Linked DNA regions of Homo sapiens: region 1 is linked to region 2. The links are chromatin contacts, found by Hi-C in ENCODE. All regions are on one chromosome and are shown on one strand. Each heading gives the region's core, a stretch centred on a gene start or an enhancer-like site at or near the end of the contact. The rest is flanking DNA. Distances are from core to core; before and after follow the strand shown. Region 1 overlaps DOCK1 (dedicator of cytokinesis 1). Region 2 holds the start of DOCK1 (dedicator of cytokinesis 1).

Evidence for each region. A loop is a pair of places that touch in the nucleus more often than their neighbours do. Pooled maps may share reads with other maps.
Region 1: a loop to region 2 is called in a map of tibial artery, with 3 times the contacts of the local background. The contact joins the enhancer-like site here to the promoter of DOCK1 in region 2. A Hi-C loop is called at or near these places in 3 of 168 maps with a recorded cell type or tissue (IMR-90, ascending aorta and tibial artery) and 5 of 50 pooled maps.

What each region holds. Positions count from the first base shown.
Region 1 is chr10:127,391,045-127,394,267 of GRCh38, forward strand. All of the region lies in intron 38 of DOCK1 (dedicator of cytokinesis 1), which reads left to right. All of the region lies in intron 1 of LOC105378551 (a long non-coding RNA gene), which reads right to left. Among named protein-coding and RNA genes, the nearest start is that of NPS, 160 kb to the right of the region's middle. RefSeq lists an enhancer at 765-1,266. Within about 2 kb of position 1,352, at least 5 of the 41 ENCODE cell types and tissues checked have a DNase peak (open chromatin) inside an H3K27ac peak, as active enhancers do; they include ascending aorta and tibial artery, where a contact is called at or near this core.
Region 2 is chr10:126,903,791-126,906,948 of GRCh38, forward strand. It overlaps DOCK1 (dedicator of cytokinesis 1), which reads left to right and starts at 1,638. Exons shown (of 52, transcript NM_001290223.2): 1 at 1,638-1,773. The coding sequence starts at 1,728. It overlaps LOC105378550 (a long non-coding RNA gene), which reads right to left and starts at 1,588. Exons shown (of 2, transcript XR_946449.3): 1 at 770-1,588; 2 at 1-652. It overlaps LOC124900289 (a long non-coding RNA gene), which reads left to right and starts at 1,941. Exons shown (of 2, transcript XR_007062336.1): 1 at 1,941-3,158. RefSeq lists an enhancer at 2,659-3,158.

The DNA.
Region 1 (3,223 bases), core at 102-2,601, 490 kb after region 2:
AGGCAGTAGAATTGCCTGCCTGCCTGTTGGTATCTACTCCTTAGACTACAGGAATATTTAAACAGCGAAAATATTTCTGAAAGAGTTACAAAATGGGGACTCAAGTCTGGAAAGAATAAAATGTATGTCGAAATGGCAAGGAAAAAAGCATGATCACAAGCACCAAGATATGATGTTTTTTTCCTGTGACTCAATTTCATTTCTGTAGTGGTGAAACAGCTGTCAAGACTACGGCAGTTACCAGCGGGAACCTGGAGGGAAGGGTGACTTGGGAGTTCTCACATGGCCCTTAAGGAAATACAGATGAGGCAAATAGGAGAGAGGTAGAAACAGGCAGCTGCCAAGATAAGGTGTAAGAAATCAAGAAAAAGCAGCATCTTCTTGTTGGAGCAAGACAGAGTTTTCCGATACCTATTTTATTATTAAAATTTAGAATTATGCGCCTCGGTGATGTTGTTTTCATTTGTGCTTTGGATAAATCCCATTATAATCTCATTTTTCATTTCCCGGGCTTAGCAAGGATAAGTCACGTTTGCTCCTCAGGATCTGTCTATGCACGTGCCTTAGGGAATAGCGAGCCTTCCCCGCTGACAGACTGGCTCTAAGATCTGCACCATCTTGACCCACTTCTACCTGGGCCACTTCTGAACAACTCGGGCCTCTGGGCAGAAGCCCTGCTGCTAGATCCAGTTCACTTTGTGTCTCCTTGTAAGCTCTCGGTCCCTCTCACCTGGGTCTGTCTGAGATCCCTACCCACTCTCCTCCCCAAGGCCCCATGCCTGTCTCCACCCTTCCGCTCCTGCAGATAGATAGCAGTCTGGTTTCTAATAAAGTGGCCTCTGGATCACAGCGTGAACTGCTTCAAAGATGCCCAAACCTCAGGGATTCTCCCATCTCCTCTGCAGGCGATCCAGGCCTCTCACCTGGCATGAGGCCCCTTAGAGTAGGAATCGAGCCTCCAGATGTACCCTCTCATCACCCACAGCATCTGGCCTTCTGAACATGCCCTCTGTTCCCCAAGCCCTTGCACCTTCCCATGGTCTGCCCCGGCGTGGACCGGCTGCTTCTTGCTGCTGTCTCGTGTGACGGCTGCCATGACAGCTGCCTTCCTGCCTTCTGGGCATATTTCACTGCTCTCAAACTTTCGTGGCTTTTGGAGTTCACCGGCGAATCTTGTTAAAATCCAGATTTTGATTCAGCTGGTCTGGGGTGGGCCTCGAGGCTCTGCATTTCTGAGAAGCTCCCAGGTGATGTCCCAGCTGCTCCAGGGACCATCCCTGAGTCCCCAGGGCCTGTGCTGACTTAAGCTCCTGAGAGCAGAGGCAGTGGCTGTGGCTGCCACCTCTGGATCTCCCTCTGAGGGAGCTGTGCCGTGGCCTGGGCTCCACTCCATTTTTTTAAATAGCTTTTTAAGAGTGGTTTTAGGCTCACAGCAACATGGAACAGTGAGTACAGCCAGGTCCCAGACACCCCCTGCCCACACACATACACAGGCACGGGGCTTTCAGGGTGGTCATTTGTTAGTGAGTTGAGCACATTCTGGCCAGCACTTGAGCAAACAGCACACAATCAAGAAGGTGGCCGTCACCCAGACTTTCCACAAAGTTCCTTATTTGGGGCATATTTTGTTTGTTAACGGATCTTGCATCCTGACTCAGACTGAGCCCCTGGGAGAGCGAAAGGCCATGCCTCCCACCTCCCCACCCCCAGCGCCGGGTCGGGGGCAGATCCCACCCCACTCTGCCACGTGCCGCATCACAGTTGGGTTTTGTCAGTGTGCTCCTTTCCCAAGGCTAACACTAACTTGACTTTAGCACGACATTCACTGCAAAGGTTATGGATCAGACGGAGACAAATTCTTGCAAGAGCAGGGCTGGATTTTCCTGTCTAGAATCTTGTATGTTAAAAATAACAATCTTCCGTCCAAATGACTACAGCAGTTTATTAAGTGACCGAACGGGCAGACAAGCATGCAGGGAGGGCCGTCAGCATCCACAGAACTTACCGACCTGACTGAGAGCGCCACGTGCACCAGGCTCACGTCCTGAGCGTGTGCCCACAGCCCTTGGAGTGTTTACAAGAATTTCCTTGGTTCGATCTTACATGTATTTCATTTTAGGGGAAACAACGCAATTCCAGTTTTACAAATGTATTGGGGTAAGGAGACTTAAGACCTCAGTTAAGCTTGGAGACCAGTGATTACCGGGGCTTGCAAGATGATAAAATGGAAGCCAGGTGGGACGTCAGTCTGGCAAAACCATGACCCGGCTACAGCTCCACTGATCCAGCCTGTCTCCTCGTGGCCCATTTCCATATGCAATTAAGGAAATCTTCATTACGTACTTACTCTGTGGGAAGGATATACACCCTAGAGCTCATTCACTGTTTGAAATGTCTACAGCTTCCTACGGGAAATAGGGGCTTCCAGAATCCAGGACAAGCTTGCCTCTGGACAAGGCTGAGCAGGCTGTTAAGGGAGCAGGGGTCCCCATCCCAGGCCCCCTGCGATGGCATCTCTCTGTGCTCCCCGGGAGAGTGGGCGGGGGCAGGGAGAGACGGGAATCGGGTGATATTAAAGTTTCTCTGCCTTTGTGCTTGGAAACCAGCAAGGCAAAATGGATTTGCTGCTGTTTTATATTGGACACGGGCTTTTGAATGATGTTCTGTTATCTTTCTGTATTTCTTCCCCACGGAATCATTCTTCTGTTTTTGCCTTTCCACCGTTTTTTAAAGTTTTGAATGTCTTTCAGCCTAGCTCTTGGTTTCTTAATCTTTTTCTTTCTCTCTGCAAAATGTCATTTCCATCTGTTTCCATTTTCATTCTTTTACGTTTCCTCCTTCCCGAGCTAATAATGACTCCTTGCTCTTTTTCCATTCCATTCTTGCCGCCCGCCTGAGTGTGCCCCAAAAGCCTTCTGTTTGGTTTTATCATGGCAGACCAGTGTTCTTTTCTGAAGATGCTCTGAATTGTCTGTCTTATTGTGTTTGGTTGAGGCCTAGTAATTTTCGATAAAGCCCTTAATCCAAGTACTTGACTGAAAATTACCAGGCTTCTCTGTGGAGGATGAGGGTCAAAAATAGAAGTCCTTCTATGAGGAAGATGCAGTCAGAGTGAGACAGTCAGTATTAGCCAACACCAGCCACCTCTGAAATCAAGAAACAGCCTGGCAGGTTGACAAATGCGATACATAATTTGTAGCCCAAGTGATATATGAAGCCCTGT
Region 2 (3,158 bases), core at 388-2,887:
CAGATGCTTCTCCTTCAAGGGGTCAGAGTCACCAGGCCACCACTACAGCGCCTGAGCCCCGGAGGTTTCTGATTTCCACAGAAAGCTTCAAGTGCATGCTGTGTGTGAGTGAGCCTGGCCACTTCCTCTGTGGGACTTCAGTTCCTTATCAGTAAAACAGAGCCCGTGGCTTTCCATGAATGTGGGGTTGACTTACCAGAATGCTCAGGTCCCACGTTATCCTCTTGAACGCAGCAGCTTTCCTCTAACCCACGAAAATGGAAAAGCTCCTGTGCCATTCCCAAATACTTATTTAATCTGCATTCTGGGTGGCCCCTAGGGCAGGTGACGGGCATTCTCTACCGCAGGATGGTGCCCCACCTGGTCCTCCCCAGGCCCTGTGGCCATCCTGGCCACCTCCCTGTGGGCTCTCCCAGCCCTGCTGTTCAGCACTGTCCCTACCTCACAGAGGTAGGGACCTCTTTTTCTTACCTTCTTCCTTTTCTTACCTTCGTTCCTCCAATCCCTGACGGCCCCCAGACCTACTGTAGTTGTCTCTGTGTCTTCGGAGAGAAGACACCCCATTAATGTGCCATGAAACCAAATTTATTCCATTTAAAGGGCTGCCTTCATTCGGAGGCTTTGTCCATGTCTTGGTTTTAACCTCTCTTTTCTGAAATTACAGTAAAAATAAATAGGTGTGTGTTGCTTTAACTTTTCCCTTGGAGAAATCTGAAGCCCCCACCTTTTACTGTCATGGGAAACACCAGGGCCTGAGAAGAACTCCCACCTCGGGCGAGGATGCCGTTCCTGAGCCCCACGCGTGGCCTGGGCTTTCCTTTCCCTACTTCTCTCTTCCCCCGACTTCAGCAGATCCTGAGTCCCACAACTATTCTAGCATTAGCTTCTGCAAGCCCAGCTGGGCTGAGGTTTCTGCGGCTGCTTCCTCTTGGTCTCTCTGGAAAACTCCACTCATTCAGCACCCAAGCAAGAGGTCACCTGTCTGGAACGCACTCCCTCGGCAGCGCTGTGCCACCTCTTTCCACCCCATTTGAGTGGCCGGCACTTACCTGTGCTGTTTGTTACCTGACGTGTCCCTTCTCCCACCTACCAGGCAGTTGGTGCGGCGCTCCCAGCACACTCGGGCAATGAGTGGGCAGGCGCTCAGGTAACGTTTGTCGAATGAATGAATGAGCCACGTGCTCAGGAGGACCCTTTCCAGAGCCTCTGCTGGTTTGTTCTGCTCCGGGACTCTCCACCAGGGAGAAATCCGAGCTGGGGACCTCGCACCACCAGGCTCCGGCCTAAGCCCGCGCCTTGCAAGCCGCCCGTTTCCTACCTCCCGTAGAAACCCCCCGTCCGTCCCGCCCCCCTAAGGGCGCACCCCTCTCACGGCGTGAGCGCCAGCCCCGGGAGCTCCAGGAACTCAGGAGAACCCCGCGGGGGTGCCCGGGTGCGGAGCGCGGGGCTGGGCGCACTGGGACAGAGGAAGGGGAGCCCCGGCGACCGCGGGGTCGGGGCCCAGGGTCCGCGCCGAGGGCGGGCGCAGAGCCCGCGGCCGTCCCGCCTCCCGCCGGCGCTCCCGGCCTTTCCCATCCGGCCCGCGACGCTCCGCCCGCCCCGTCCCACATGACGCCGCCTCCGCCGCAAACTTTTTCCTCCCCATCCTGTCGCGGCTCGAAAGGAATGGAAAATGGCGGCCTAGACGCGGAGTTTCCTGCCCGACCCGCGGCGGCTCCGGCGGCGCCATGACGCGCTGGGTGCCCACCAAGCGCGAGGAGAAGTACGGCGTGGGTGAGCAGCGCCGCCGCCGCCGCGCCTCTCGCCCCAAGCCCAGGCTCCGGCGGGGCGGGTGTGCCGGGCGCCTGTTGCCGCCGCCCCGAGCGGCCGCCGGGCCGGGGAGAGGCGCTTCCGCCCGCGCCCGCGCCGCCGCCCCGCTCGCAATGCCCGGCGACCCCGGCCGCCCCGCGCCCCCGGCGGCGTCAGCTCCAGCCCCGGGGATGCGGGTCGGGAACACGAGGGGGTGGGGTGGGAATGGGGGCGGGCGCGTCCCTCCCTAGGGTGTCCCCTCCGACGCCCGCTCCTCTGGACCTCTGCCGTGGAGCCCCCCGGGCTACCCCCAACTCCCCGGCCCCGGCCGCTGCTATCTGCGCGGCTGGGCCCGTCAGGGAAGCCCAGGGGTCACTGTCTCGCGGCGGCTTCTGCTTCTTGGATGAACTTGCGTCCCGCGTCCGGGCTCTGGGTGGGCGGGCTCAGGTCGGCGCGGTCCCAGCGGATAATTCCGCCCTTTCCCGGCGGGGAGGAGGGGGCGCGACCTGGGTGGCCAGCGCCCCTTGCCCCTCGGCGGTCTCGCTGGGGACCGTGTGGGACCTTGGAGAGAAGGCGAGCGGCCGAGCGCCCCAGTGGCCCCAGGCCTGGAGACCCTTCCGGGAGAGCGGGGGCCTGTTTTTGCTCCGCGGCTCTTTGTCGCTTCCGAGGGGGGATGGAAGGAGTCGGGTTGCAAGTTTACATTTCGGACCCGAGTGCGCATTCCTGAGAGGGAGGCTTTCCCTTGCGGCTGAATAGACGGGCCCGTCCGCGTGGGACCCGCATCCTTGCGCCCCGGGGACCCGCAGCCGGTCGCCGAGGCCTGCGGACGCCCACCTCTTCGTGATCTGCGCGCCTGGTGTCGGGACTGGGCCGTGGCTACTCTCCTGCTCTCCCGGGTCCGGGATCTTCCCAGTTGGTTTTCGGGCTTGCTATTCCCCGTCCCACCATCCACAGACATCCTTGACCGCCTGCCTCATCCAGGCCACTCGACCCGACTGGGAAGACCTTTGGTGGTCTCGCCTCCCACAGCCCAGGCTGTGTCCTCCAAGGGCACCGTCTCAGCAGCAGCCCCGCGCCCATTCTGTGCCTGGCCCGTGCTGGACCTGCCCGACCCTCTGCTGGTGTGGTTCGAATCCTGGCTCTCTGACTTTTGGGAAGCGCCCTGGCAGCCCTTGTCCCCGGAGCGCTCTCCTTTCTGTGAACAGTTGCTTCTCTCTGCTGTCAATGACTTACAGTATGCCCTGACCACGGAGCCAGCTGGACAGTGGTCACGGGGACAGTCCTGGGACAGCCCTGGGTCCTACCGGGCCTGCACTTAGCTTGTTCCACATGCTGGGAGGCATAGGGGGCCTCCTTGCTTCAGGACCATT